Regions from separate parts of the Homo sapiens genome. Here regions 1 and 3 are each linked to region 2. Evidence: chromatin contacts called from ENCODE Hi-C or POLR2A ChIA-PET data. All regions are on one chromosome and are shown on one strand. Each heading gives the region's core, a stretch centred on a gene start or an enhancer-like site at or near the end of the contact. The rest is flanking DNA. Distances are from core to core; before and after follow the strand shown. Region 1 overlaps TSHZ2 (teashirt zinc finger homeobox 2). Region 2 overlaps TSHZ2 (teashirt zinc finger homeobox 2). Region 3 overlaps TSHZ2 (teashirt zinc finger homeobox 2).

Region 1 (4,667 bases), core at 938-3,437, 72 kb before region 2:
AAAGGCCATGAGGTGATAGTAACATTTACCCTAGTTCACAATCCCTTATCTTTGATTCCCAAAATCCTAAAAGCTCTGAATACCAAAAGTTTTTTTAAACTTATTTTCTGTGATTCATGTAGCAGAAAAATCTATTGAACTTTTTAAAGCTTAAAAAAATCTCATTTAGTAATCCTAATGCTTCATTGCAGAAATATTTATATTTTTACATACAAGATGCTATTCCTCACCTTCCTTCCTGAAGATATTATCTACTACATGGTATATGTACCATATTCTCTTTCTAAGATCTGGAAAACTCTGAACTGTAAAACACATCTGCCTCAAAGAATTTTGGTTGAGGAATTTGTAGATTTGTATAAATATAGACACTAGCCCTCCCAGCTAGGAAAGACTAGTCCAGAGTCAAAGTAAGTTTTCTCTAAGCTTTAGCTACACCCATTAGCCGAGGCTTGATATTATGCATTATTTCTTTACTTAGTCCATTCTTGATCCATCTCAGCGAATAGGCACCAGTATAATAGGACATTGTTCCTTAATAGGGATGGGCTTGTTATGTACCCAGCTCCCAATTCTATCTCTTATGACTCTAACCACAGAGGGAGAAAAATAGTGATAGAAAAAACATACTGCATGCACCTTCTGTTTTAACAGGAATGTGCTGTCAAGAGAGCGTGATATGATAAGGCCTTAAATACATTGATGCTCTAACAATGTGTTGAGAATGGGAAAGGTAACATTTAATAAGCATGTTAGGGTAATTAGTTAAGTCACTTGTCAATTAACTAGATTACCTAATAGCTAATTTGTCTCTCCAAGCAGCAGGCTTTGTGGAAAGGCAGTCAAGGAAAACTTATTTTGAAAGGATGGCCTTCCCACGTAAGTATACCTAAGCCAGCCCAATTTCAGTGTTTCTGTTGGCCTCAGAGCTCCACTGGTGAGGATCTTAGTTTTCTTATTTGCTTTTAAATGAAGTCCCTTCCTTTTCTTCTCTTTTTAAGATCTTCTCCTTCCTTCCTTTCTTCCCTCCTTCTTTTTCTTTTCCTCCTTTCCTTCCTTCCTCTCCTCCTTCCTTCCTTTTTCCTTTCTTCTTTCTCTTTCTTTCCTTCTTTTTTTTAAAAAACTTTTATTTTATTTTATTTTATTTTCCTGTAGTTGATTTTACCTTAGATTAGAAGCCACCAACACTCCCTGTGAAGGACCAGCTAGTAAATATTTTAGGCTTTGCAAGACAAGAGACTAAATTGAGGATATGTGCAGGTACTTATGTAACAAAAGAGAAAACAGATTTTTACAAAATTTTTCAACCATTTATGTGAAAATTCTTTCTAGTTTGCCAGCTATATAAAAACAGGTTTCAGGTGGGATTTGACTCACTGGCTGTAGTTTGCAGATCCCTGGTTTGCATCATCACTAAATTGTTAATTTCCTAAATCAGCATGGTTAGATTTGCAATCTGGAAGTTATCAAAATCATCTGGCCTCCCCACTGTGTTCATCATTCACCCTCCCAATAAGAGGCTAAAAGCATAGACTCCAGACCCCAACTATCCAGATTTGAATCCCAGCTTTGCCAAGAAGTGTGCAACCTTGGATAAGTTACTTAACCTCTCTGTGCTTCAATGACACCATCCCCAAAACAGAAATAGCGATCTCATAGGATTGCTATGAAGATTACAGTGAGGTGTATAAGTAAAACATTTACCGCAGTGTCCGGCACATAGGCAGAACTATGAAAGTGTTAACTTCTTTTTATTACTTTAATGGCACAGGGAGTAGAATAAGGAACACTTCCCCTTTGCAATGAAATGATAAGCAGACTCTATTCCCTGATCCCTGGAGATCCATTTGGTGACGGACTTCATGCCAAGAGGAGAGAAGCTGCAAGGAGATATTCTTGGGCATTTTCCGAGCGTGCTTATGCAAACAGGATGCTGTAAATGTCTCTTTGGAGAAGGAGCCTGCCAGCAGGTCTCAGTTTTGCCTCGTGATTTATTGGGACCCTCTGCTTTTGTTCAAATAGGTTTTCCTGCCTCAGCTCTTCAATGATTGGACTGCAAGTCATGCCCTGTATAGTACCAAGTCTGTCTCCATGCCCTACATAATATGTGATGAGAAGAAGTGCTATTAAAGAGGTTTCCTGTTACGGTCTCCTCATTGGCACCATGAGCTGAGCGGAAATCTCTGAAGGACTTATTTAGCATGCACACACTAGAACTGAACTAAAGCAGATCCTTGCATTGGCAGCTCAAGAACTTTAAATGCCCCTGGCAGAAACTCCTCCTCTCTTTCCTCCCCCTCTTTCTCTCACTCCCTTTTGATGTTCTCTCTTTCTTTTAGCCTATCGTTGACAGTAAGTGCAATCACATTACACACAGCTTTCTTTGGAAAGCCCCCTTTTTAATGATCTGGCAGACACTGAGCCCTTCCAGAAAAAAAATTTCAATCCCTCTTCCCACAGCTTCCGCAAGCCCCAGTGACAAATGACACCTGTCATTCTGTCACAGACAAGCAGCACAGACAGGGATGTCAGTGATGTATGGCTCACCAGCAGAGGAAATCAACTTTAAAAAAAAAAAAAAAACCCTAAAAGAGCTGACCAGTACATTGTCAGGATCCTGCTCCCAAGGCCTCGCCTAACAGACAGACTGGAAGAGAGACAGAAAAAGTTTCAGCTTGAGGGGGAAGAATGTATAAGATCAAAACACAGAAATATTTATCTACGGAGAAACTGGCATCAAGTAAGCCACAGATTGCTTTGCATTGTTTATTTCTTTGCAGTGCTCTGGATATTAGCCAAATTCTCACCTCCTCCTGTGATTTATGGAGGAAAAGGTTGATTCCTGCTCTGTGAGAATTCTCTTTCTGGAGCCTCTGAAAAAAAGTGAGTCAACCCGAGCTTTGTTTGTTAAGCCTAAATTACCCCATTTTACACTGAGTCCAATGAAAAGCAATAAAATTTCCAATAACCCCCAAGGGATTCCCTCCATACAAAGACTGTACCCTGAAGATTAATAACCTGCCTTTTATGTTGATGGCAATCTCAGAAAAGATTGGGAGATGTCTTCATTTTCTTTATCTATATATTTTTTCTATTTTGTATCAACCCCCACCCCATGATCCATACATATTGAATGCAAAAACTTTTTTTTTCTTTCAATCAAAACCACTGCACTTAGATCCACTTGGGGTCCTGATTTAATAGGCAAACTCAGCCACATTCTCAAATTGAATATGAGCATCTACAGGGTGTCAGGCCTGTACTATATCCAGAACAAGAAATTAAGAAATAGAAAGCAAAATTCTTCCTATGCAGGATTTCTCATCTTCAACACTATTGAGGTTCGAAGCTGGATCACTCTGTGTGGTGGGCGGTGTCCTGTGCACTGTGGGAAGCTTAGCAGCAACTCTCGCCTCTACACGCTAGATGCTAACAGCTTCCCCACCCTAGTTGTTTCAATAAAAAGTGTCCCAGACAATGCAGAATGTGCCCTGAGAAATGAAGTTGCCCCAGTTGAGAACCACTGTTCTAGACATTTGAGATCAAATCCCCAAAGAGAAATAACATTCATGTGATCAATTGAAGTTCGTAGATAATTAAACACTAAATAGTACGATATAGAAAATATTAGCTGTAGGAATTTAGAGACTTTCCAAAAGACACATTTGTATTTATCAGGTTTGTGCAAATGCCTCTATTTTAAGCTGTGTAACAACAACACAAATCTTGTTATAAGACATAGACCCACTGGCCGGGCATGGTGGCTCACGCCTGTAATCCCAGCACTTTAGGTGGCTGAGGCGGGCAGATCGCAAGGTCAGGAATTCAAACCAGCCTGACCAACATGGTGAAACCCCAGCTCTACTAAAAATACAAAAGTTAGCCAGGCGTGGTGGTGCATGCCTATAATCCCAACTACTCAGGAGGCTGAGGCAGGAGAGTCACTTGAACCCAGGAGGTGGAGGTTGCAGTGAGCAGAGATGGCACCACTGCACACCAGACTGGGCAACAGAATGAGACTCTGTCTCAAAACAAAACAAAACAAAACAAAATAGACCCACCACTTATTTTATGCATGTCTTATGCATAGATATGATGGAACTGAATATTGGTTTAAAACAAACAAAAAGAAATCTTAGTCTCACACAAATCACATTAATACCACAGTGATATGGCAACCAACAATCAAAAATTTCTTTTCTAATGATATTATGACATGACATTATTAAAGCTTTGAAAAATATTGAATTAGTATTCATTAAACAATATTATTAAATCTTTGTGAACATTTAAGTTTCTAGACTGGATTGAAGAAGGTAGGACTACAATTAAACTTTTGTGTCTATGCCTTTTTTGTAGATGATAGCACAAAACTGTTAACATACAAATCTTCAAAATGGAGTTTATACAGAGATATTAAAGACATTCTTTGACCTACTGAAAGAAAAGGGGATGAAAAGAAAGCTGAGCCCAGTTTCCAGGCACCATGTATAATATCTAAGGTTGTCACCCATCAATTGTCACTAAAAGAGATCAAAGTTAATTTAGAAGAGACAGATAGATTTATCCATGTATAAAGCCAATAATGAGAGTCACATGAGGAAACAAAAAATATGTAATAAGCTGAGTTGAGATCACAAAGAATAAAAAACAAAAAGCATGTAATT
Region 2 (5,104 bases), core at 41-2,540:
TTATGTTGAAATCCAGATAAGTACCCAATGGTCTTCTCCCTAACTCTTGAACATCAAACTTAACAGTTCCCAAATGGAATTACGATTTTTACCTTTACCAAAATTTTCCCCCACTCCATTATTCCCAGCGTACCTCTAAATTTACCATATAGCCAAGCTCTATTGATTTTTACCACCAAATCTATCTCAATCCACCCACTTCTCTACATCTCTATTGCTGCCAGCCTAGTCTAAGCCACCATCTTTTTGTCACCTGATTATCACAGTAACTACCTCACTGCTGTCCTTGAATCCATCCTCATTCTACTCCAATACATCCAGCAAAATGCAGCCAGGGTATTTTTCAAAGATAATTTATGATGTAATCCTGTGACTAAAAACCTATAATAATTCCTCCATGCTCAAAGACCACATCGAAAAGTGTTAACATGATCCCAAATATGCCAGAGTCCCTCTAATCCAGTTTTATCTTGTACCATTTCATGTCTTTTTTCAAGAAATATTTAACGAGTATTTATTAGGTGTCAGGCATACTGTAGTTCTTGGACTTGGCAAATCTTCTACAATGAACAAGTATTACTCAAAATTTTAATTTAAAAAATGTCTAGGTGTTCATTCAAAGGAATAGAAAAAAAGCTGTCATGAAATGGTTAAACCCACATTATTTTCTCTATTCTGAGTAATCCCCCTAAGTGCAAAACTCTTTACTCATATGTTTTTAGATTTTGGGTTTAGATCTTTGACTTCAGGAAATCTCCCTTTCTTAGCGTGAACACACAGATTTTGCAGTCTAAAGCTGGATTCGTGATTGATAGAAGCTCTTCGCATGTCATTCTCCCTCCTTTCCGATAGATTCACTCTCAGAAACAGTCATGCAAACTCTGCCTACGCATTCAGTAAATTGGAGAAGTTGACATTCTAAACATCTAAAAGGTAAGGATTTGGGTAACAGAAACTCACCCACATTGTACACAGGGCACATTTCAATTTTCTGCTGCAGTACTCAGAGGAGATTAGAGTGTTCACAAAGTTAAGAAATTTCAGAACAGACAGGGAGAGTGAGCAGCCAATTTCCATTGCATCTTTGCAAGTGACTATCAGGAAATTTGTTATTAATTTTGTCCAAGGTGATGTAATCCAAACATTAGTCACCAACCTCCTTTTCAGCGATAACGAATGATCTATTAATTGCCACACTGACTGGCCTTTTGTCAGGCTTTGTTTTTCTTTGACCTTTGTGCAGTATTTGATACCTCCACTACCCTGTCTGTGTGACTCAGGCTTGGCTGCTGTGTATGATGTGCCTAAACCTCCTGGGTCGTCCTCCCTTCTGTTTGCCTTTCTATCTCTGGATCATCCAGAATTGCTCCTAATATGTGGACAGGTCCCAAGACTCTGGTCTTGTCAATCTTTTCTCCCCTTGCTAACTCTCCCTTCTCAAACAAAACTAATTCACTCTCACAGCTCCAACTGTACAGATGATCCCCAGAGTATTATCTTTTTTTTTTTTTTTTTGAGGTAGAGTCTTACTCTGTCATCCTGGCTGCAGTGCAGTGGCACAATCTTGGCTCACTGCAACCTTTGCCTCCAGGGTTCAAATGGTTCTCCTGCCTCAGCCTCCCAAGTAGCTGGGATTACACGCACACGCCACCATGCTATTTTTTTTTTGTATTTTAGTAGATACAGGGTTTCACCATGTTGCCCAGGCTGGTATCGAACTCCTGACCTCAAGTGACCCACCCGCCTTAGCCTCCCAAAGTGCTGGGATTACAGGCATGGGCCATCGTGCCTGGCCTCCAGAGCATTATCTTTACCTCTCATCTCTGCTAAGCTCATAGACTTGTGTCTTCAGCACCTGAGAGACTACTTCCACTTGGTCACACTTTTCCTTTCCCCTCTTTTGCTTTTCCATCAGAATTTACCTCTCCACTCTCTCTAAGCCCGAGTTCTCTTAGGAATACCATGATTCTTCCGGATACAAAAATGCAAAACTCTGAAACTGCACATCAGGGTCTTGTTTATAACTCTTTCTTTAATGACTTCCCATCACTCTCTGAATTGCGTCCAAAATGAATTATGCATCTGCAAGTCCCTTTTATAATTTAACTCTTTCCAGCCTTCCAGGATCCTCCATCTAGTCCTTCATCAGGTTGTGTTTTCCTAAGTTCATTGAATGTGCAACATCTTCCTGCCTCATGTTGTCAGCAAATAAGGTACCTGTGCCTAAAATGTTCTCCACTCCATGGCCTGCTCCACCCTCACCTCCCACCATCAACCTAATTTAGTGCTGTTTTTTTCTTTTTTAGCTGTGAGCTTTGACATCACTCATCTCAGTAAGCCCTCAGTGATCTTCAGACTGGGTCAGGACCTCCGCATCGCTTGTATGGAATCTGGCCCAGTCCTTTCATAGTATTAAGCACAACTGAAACGTGCAGTCTGATACTGGTTTCCCCACTAGATTGTGAGCTCTGTGAAGGCAAGGACTTGCTCATCTACTTTCATCCAGTGCCTGGCACACAATAGGGCCTCAGTAAGTTGAACAAATGAATGAATGAATTAAATCACACTTTGGTGACTCCATTATCAGCCATGTGCAGTTTGCCAGCAAATTCAGCAATTTTTCTGGTTAATATCACTCCACCCTTCCTTCCTGTCTCCATCATCCTTTCTGCTGTCATCCAGTCCAGGCTCTCATCATCTCTTGCTTGGATCACTGTAAGAGCTCAACTGTTTTCTTCAGATCTCTCTTTGCTGTGATTAGTTTTGTAAACTACTGCCAGATTAATCCTTCAAAAAATTCTTTGTGTTATTCCTTTGCTCAGTAATCCTTGACCACTCTTTTCTGTCTACAGAACAAAGTGAAAAGTGTCCTAGGGTCTCAGAGTCGAAAGGAACCTTGAAGATCATCTGGTGTAACCACCTCTCGCTAGAAGTGAGGAAAGCGAGGTCAAGAGGGGTTGGGTGACTTGCCAAAGAACAAGGAATCAGTGTTTCAGTCTCCAGACTGAATGCAGTTGAGAATGTGCCACTTAAAACACATTCAGTCTCTCCCATTGCATGTAAAGTACAGCCCAAACTCCTTCCCATGGTCCCCAGTCCCAGCAGAACCTGGCTCCCACCGATGGTGGCTGACTTGTCCCAGTGTGCCGTGGACTCTCCCAGTTTAAAAACTGAAAATCCATCACCCCAAGAACTCCCTCAGTCTCCTAGCAGCCTGGGCTGGTGATCACCCTACTCCTTCCTCCACCTTCATTCTCATATCTTATCACGCTCTGCCTTGTTTAGTTCTCACCTGTCCTGCTGCCTTCTGTTTCTAGAACATACTATCCAAACTCATTTTCATCTAGGGCTTTTGCACTTGCTTCTCCCCTCTCTGTGTTTGCCAAGGTTAGTATCAGAAACTAACCTCCCTGATTTGTCGCTCCTTTTATAGCTTGGCATGCAGTGCTTTCATAATCTGACTTCAAATCCCCTTCGTGTCCCTATTTTCCTACTACCATTCCAGTAGAGTCACTTATGTGCTCAAAAACAGTAAGCATTTTAATGATGAAAATATCTGTTGAATGAAAAACCCAAGATCTTTCTTAATCCCATTGCACAGGCTATTAAAATGGTAAAAAGAAAGATCCTTTGCACAGAGCAGTCCATGAGCTTCACAGCAAAGAAGGCAATAATGAAAAAGTCTGAGACTACCTGTCTCTTTTTTATTTATTTGCATTACTCAGTAGATTCCAATCTTACTCATTATAACAGCCCAGGGCCCTTTAGGCCAAGCACGTCACAATGATCTATCGTTGGGATAGAAATCTTTTGGTGATGACAGCCAGGATTGACAGGGATGTTTAAATCCTCAACTATGCTTTGGATGACATTCAATTTTTTGTCATGAAATTTCAAAATGTGACTGGAGCACTTTCAAAGCTTTCCACATGGAGGAAACGTCAGCGACAAAAGAGGACATAAAACATCTGTGGTTGAGTGGGAAAAACACTGACCTGCAAGGTCAAATACCTTGGGAGGGTTGGGGTTCTTTCTGATGAGCTGGATGACTTCAAGTAAGTCATTTGCTTCTCTAAGCCTCAATTGCTTCATCTGTTAAATGGGACTAACAATACATATCTCTGTTGAAAAACGAGTAATACACATGCTAGTTCCTTCAGCACCTTCCCTGGCACAGAGTAGATGTGCCTGAATTTTTCTTTAAAATTCAGACTATAATTAGTATCTATAGTTAAAAATAATTAGTATCTATAGTTTCCAAGTAGCCTTTTCTTAATCTGAATAGTCCTTTATTATGAGTCCCTGAAACTCAGACATAGCAATCACTATTTTCTTTCCTTTCTTCATTGTTTTGCAAGTTTTGTCCAGCTGTTTAGTCTGTGTATACTTGAACTTTCCAACAATCATAAGCTTTAAAAAAATCTGGTTTGCCTTTACCTTTTACACATTTGTTGGATTTCTACACTTCGTACTGCATCCATCTCATTCTGACTTGTATTCTGGCCAGCCCACTTCCTGGTGAGCAATTGAGGCACTGTAAGAACACAAAGACCCATGAATCCTGGTCCTAGCCCTCTGGAAACTCAAAATCCAGTAGAAAGGACTGATACTTAGGACATAATTTCAGCAATGTGGTAACTTCTATTTCCAAGTACAATACAGGGTATTGTGAGAAGAAAGTGAAACATTTAACTTCTTACTCAAAGGAAGAATCCTCTAACTTCACAAGGGAGTGGTCAAGGAGGGCTCCATTGAGAAGGCGACATTTGAACAGCAGTTTAAAAGATACATAAGAGTTCACCAAGGATGTCATGAAGGTGAGAGACAGTTGTATGTACATGTCTTTTACAATGCTAGAATTGCGAAGTCAGTTTTTTAGTTTCTTTTCACTGCAGCCAGACTGAAGATCCTTGAAATTTGAAATTAGAAAGTGTGGAAGCACCTCACACATCACCAGGCATCCCAAAGTATGTAGCAAAATCCTGCCCCCAAGAAATCCTGAAACAAATCTGTATAATTAATAGTGTCTACTTTTAGCTAATGTATAGTATAAGTAACAAACACTGAGGTCAGTGGAAAACTATAATTAAACATGCATGTCTCA
Region 3 (4,851 bases), core at 1,412-3,911, 76 kb after region 2:
AATATTAATGTACAATTTGTTTATCTGTGGGCTCGCATCTTTCCAGCACTGAGCTGTTAATTTTCTATCAGCACAGACAACGGATCAGTCAGTCATGAACTCTTCACAGCCATTACCCGGAGACATTTTGATTAAGTATGCCTAATGTAGTGGATAGGGAAGAATGAAAACACTCTGCCTGCCAACTAGTGATTGACCATTAAGCCACTGATGAATGTGCCTGTCAGAGAGGAGACAATTACCTCAACAATGAAGAAACTCTTCTGGAAGGCTTATTTCTCCATAGGGCTGACACATTTTACCAGATTACAGGCGTGCCAGTTTGAAAGCGTGTAAGCCGATCACTAAGGAATCTTCTCAAAAGTTCACAGAGGGAAGGAGTAAAAAGAAGGGCCACAATTTTCTCAGGCCTGCTCATACCTCGAGCTTCCAAAATAAGATCCTGAGCTGTCCAGCGCTTGCGAGGAAGGTGCACTGACTTAATATTTAGGAAAAAATTTCACACACACACACACACACACACACACACACACACACACACCATCCCTGGAGAAAAACAGGAGGCTGATGAAATAAAATAGAACCCCAGGTAGACAGGCAGGATGTTTCTCCCCACAATGAAGGACAGTACCTGGACGGTGAACTAAATTTCATACTGGAAGTGCTTAGAAAAAGAATTTAGTTTTGACATTTTGTTATCTCTTAAGCTCGAGGCAGCTTTATTAGATAATGTATTTGTCCTTTAGTGTGTCTCTTATTATGTCTACAACGTAGAAGCACAATTTAGAGCTGTCCATTACATTATGAAGTCATTGGTTAGCAACTGGGAAGGAATCCCAGCTGTTCTCTCAAGTCCTAAGGTTTATGAAGCCTCATAATCAATAGGCCCTGGGAATGCAAGGTGATGGCCATTTCTTCAGAACATGAAGACTTAGGAATTAAAAAACTGAGATAACTGCTCACAGATAAACTTCTATTGATTTATTAATACACACGTCGTACCTGGAGAATGTGATAAAACTTATGTTCTTTAAAGCTTGCCCGTAGGTCCCAAATACTGTACTGGACATCCTTATACTAAACATTCTTTTATATTATCTGAAATTCAAATTTAACTGTGCATCCTGTTCTTTTTTATAAATTTATTTTTTATAAATAAAAATATTTATTTTCTTTTTTATAAATTTATTTTATTGCTAATTCTGGCAACATCACTTAAGAGGTAACATCAAAAGGTGGGTAAAAGCATAAGATTTCAAGCCAGAGAATGGAGGCTGTGGTTTGGGGCAGACCATGACCTCTCCTTGAGCCTTGGTTTATTTTTCAGGGTAATGGAAAGAATAATCATGCCAGCTTATTTGTTAGGAAGATGAAAAAAAGATAATGTATGACAGTTTCTTTCATTTTGTATTATTTTTAGATTGTGATTGGCTGATGGACGCTCCACAAAGTATGAAATTTACTCAGAGTTAAACCAGAAGGGTCGACAGCACGGGCTTGGAAGTCAGGTACCCCTGGCTAGGTAGATCAGCCTGGCCTCTAAGCAGCTGCAGAAGCTTGGCCGAGTCACCTGACTTCACTGTGTGCCTCTTTGTCATTTCTAACATGGATACCATTATGTCTCTTTACTGGGGTGAGAATTAAAATGCAAAAATTCACCCAAAGCCTGTGTGGCACAGAGTAAGTGTCCAATAAGTTCCGGCTCTCACTTGTACTACAATGAAGTGATGTGAGTTAAGGTGACAAAAGCAACCTTAGATTTTCCTCCCTGGGTTGGTTGTGTGCCTCACAATAGAGCCTGGTGAGTGTTGACAACTTCCGTTTTCTTTTTATACTTCCTTTAAGCCTTGATAAAAAGGTCACAATGATGTTCTTTAGTCCGTTCTCCATCAAAGCAGTGAAATATCATCCAAGCAGCTCAGGAACTCCGTTCTAGACAAGCCTTCTCAAAACCACAGCTATGCCACTATCAAACAATGATACTCTGTTTATGAAACTCAATAGGGAAGACATACGTAACGTTAAACCTTCCTGAAATGTCACACACTTTTAAACAAGTGTTTTAGTTGTGCATGTTTTACCTCTTTTCTTTCAAAATGAAACAGAAGACGAGGTGGGGCTTTATTTAGTCTGGGGCAAAAGAAAAAGTTTCATCCAGCAGAGTTTAGCTCCCCTGTCAGATGATAAATGAGACAGGTGATTTTTTCGCTTCCTTATTCTTGAAAAAGCTAGCAATGGTGAGAAACAATCATCTTTAGGTCTGAGTGAAGCAAGGGGTCTTCCTTTCTCCTATTTTCCTTTCATCCTCTACCTAGCATTATTTCTTCTCGAATGTGTTTTTAACACTAGTTGTTCAAACAGGTCATGAATCCTTTCTCCTTCCTTGATATACATTTTGACTGTTGCCAGAAACTACCTTTGATGTGTTCCTGTAGAGAATAACACAGGCTTTCCTGTTTGTCTCAGAGCTGCTGAACTGAAGCTTCAACTACAGAGAACAAAACCATCTGCATTTAAAAAAATATCAGCACCCCCTCCCAAACACACACACACACACACACACACACACACACACACACACACACACACACGCACATGAACGCACACACAACATTGTCATTGTAAACCCAGACCGGGTCTCTCTGGGGTTCATAGAGTTCCTGTTGTGCCTCTCTTGGTTGTTTTAATGTGAGTTTTCATCACGCTACTCCTCATCTCTGCTATCTGTGTCTTAAAATAGCAACAGTCATTATCAGATGGCTGTCCCCCTCTTCCACTCCTGGCTGAACTAGAGAGCCTCTCAGATTTCCCCACCAAACCTCTGAATCCATCTGAGGTTTGCTCATCTGTCTTTCTAAGTCAGCAGAAGGAAAAACACAGGAAGACTGTGCCTTGAGCTATAACGAACCCTGGACATCCCCCAGCTTGTGTCAGTATCTCCCGAGGAAACTTTTCATGGAATCAGAGCGCTGGAAGAGACCTCAAGAGATCAAAAAGTCCTGAAAAACAAGGGTTCTAAGAAACTGAGAATCACAGAATATTAAAAATGCAAAAAGCTTCCGTCATCTCATCTCCTATCTTTCTCATCCAGGTGAAATTGTTTCCATTATTTTGACTTTTCCCTATTCATCCCACTTTCTGATCCTATAACAGTGTTTATCCCATTTCTATAACTTGCATGATTTCTGTTTTATCTCCATACTGCCTGTATTATTATTTTTTAAAAATTGATTTCAAAAAGATTCATTTTTTTCTTTACATTGGATTGAGCAGTAACATCCATGAAATCAGTTTTAATATATTAGTTTTACTTTCCCCTTCTATTACACAGCAAATGAAACCATAATTATTTTAAAAATTCATGCTTCTACCACCTAAAACAATCACTCATATGACTGTCCTACACATACAACAAGTTGGAAAAAAATACACTAGGGCAGAAGCCAGCAAACTTTTCCAATAAAGGACCAAATAGTAAATTTGAGCTTTGCAGGCCAAGAGACAAAATTTAAGATATTATATAGGTACTTATATAACCTAAGAAAACTAATTTTCACATTTCCTCCCAATCATTAAAAAATGTAAAAACCATTCTAACCCATAGGTCATACAAAAACAGGTGGCGTTTAGCTCACAGGTCACAGTTTGTCAACCCCTGCTTGAAACATATATCTGATACTTACTTGAACCTTCTCTGAAATGTCTATAATGGTGAGTGAGACAGAAAAAGACTCATTGGACGTCTGCGAAGATGAACTATTTGGACATCATAAGTGTTTAGCATAACACCAGGCACAAACAACATTACTCAATAAATATTAGCTGTTGTTTTCATTACCATCATCATCGTCACCATCTTCTTCTCTCTTAGTGGGGTTGGTTAACCACTGAGTATGTGGCTTGGCACACAGTAGGCACTCAGTGAAAGCTAGATGGTGTTATTATTTCACATGGTTGGGGTATACAGCATCTCAACCATTTGAGCACATCAGACTTAACTGTAGGATTTTTTAAAAACACACATGCTGGTTTTCCACCCCCAGAAATCCCAGTTTGCCCAAGGAAAAGCTGAGCACATGACTTTTTTTTGAAAGCTCTAGAGGCGATTCTGATGATTCCAGTCACAAACCAGTGGCTGATAGAGGGAGGAAAATCTGGGCAACAGGGTAGGAAATCCCAATCTCTAGACTGGCCGTTTGCTCTGCTCAGTTTTATGGTCACATACGACACCAGCTGGTGCTTAGCCCACTTTGGAAATGTTGGATTCCATCTGTCAGTCAGTCATCAACCGATGCTAACTGAGGAGACCTATCGCACACTGGCCCTTGAGCCAAGTGCTCAGATACAAAAATGAAGGAGGCAAAGGCTCTATGGTTTATAGCCCCCTTCCCTCACCTTCCCTCCCTTTGCCACCCTTTGTTTTTCTTCTTAGCCCCTTTTTAACCACATGGCATCTTAAGTATATATGTTGCTTCTGTCCCCTGAGAGCAGGGTCCTGATGGATCTTACTCATTACTGCTGCTACAGAACAGTGCTTGGCACCCAGGTGGTGTGCTTAATAAAGATCTGTGTTAAGGAGGTGAATCGGGAACTCTGTGCATCTTGGAGAACCACTCTGATTCCAACCCAAGGGAGAGCATGAGGCCTCAGACTCATGGGTCTTGGAATGTGGCAGTGAAGAGTGGAATGTGGCAGTGAAGAGTAGAACGTGGTTTTCAGCTCTGCCATCATTTTGCTAGTCTGAAATCACTGCTGTAAGTTTCAGTTTATTCATTTATAAAATTTATAAAATGTTGTGAGGATTAAGTGGTATAATGCTGAATGTGTGGAAAGTGCTTAAAAATAGTAGTT

What was found. Hi-C counts contacts between places; a loop is a spot of excess contacts on that map. ChIA-PET counts read pairs that join two places held with the same protein, here RNA polymerase II (POLR2A). Pooled maps may share reads with other maps.
Region 1: a loop to region 2 is called in a map of naive thymus-derived CD4-positive, alpha-beta T cell, with 2.3 times the contacts of the local background. The contact joins two enhancer-like sites. A Hi-C loop is called at or near these places in 1 of 168 maps with a recorded cell type or tissue (naive thymus-derived CD4-positive, alpha-beta T cell) and 11 of 50 pooled maps. POLR2A ChIA-PET finds 5 or more read pairs at or near these places in 8 of 52 experiments (MCF 10A, activated CD4-positive, alpha-beta T cell, activated CD4-positive, alpha-beta memory T cell and 2 more).
Region 3: a loop to region 2 is called in a pooled map, with 4 times the contacts of the local background. The contact joins two enhancer-like sites. A Hi-C loop is called at or near these places in 11 of 50 pooled maps. POLR2A ChIA-PET finds 5 or more read pairs at or near these places in 3 of 52 experiments (OCI-LY7 and activated naive CD4-positive, alpha-beta T cell).

The regions. Positions count from the first base shown.
Region 1 is chr20:53,147,096-53,151,762 of GRCh38, reverse strand. All of the region lies in intron 1 of TSHZ2 (teashirt zinc finger homeobox 2), which reads right to left. Among named protein-coding and RNA genes, the nearest start is that of TSHZ2, 180 kb to the right of the region's middle. RefSeq lists a silencer at 2,347-2,547. Within about 2 kb of position 2,187, at least 3 of the 41 ENCODE cell types and tissues checked have a DNase peak (open chromatin) inside an H3K27ac peak, as active enhancers do.
Region 2 is chr20:53,073,822-53,078,925 of GRCh38, reverse strand. The region is part of intron 1 of TSHZ2 (teashirt zinc finger homeobox 2); the gene reads right to left. Among named protein-coding and RNA genes, the nearest start is that of TSHZ2, 100 kb to the right of the region's middle. Within about 2 kb of position 1,290, at least 5 of the 41 ENCODE cell types and tissues checked have a DNase peak (open chromatin) inside an H3K27ac peak, as active enhancers do.
Region 3 is chr20:52,998,946-53,003,796 of GRCh38, reverse strand. All of the region lies in intron 1 of TSHZ2 (teashirt zinc finger homeobox 2), which reads right to left. Among named protein-coding and RNA genes, the nearest start is that of TSHZ2, 29 kb to the right of the region's middle. Within about 2 kb of position 2,661, at least 6 of the 41 ENCODE cell types and tissues checked have a DNase peak (open chromatin) inside an H3K27ac peak, as active enhancers do.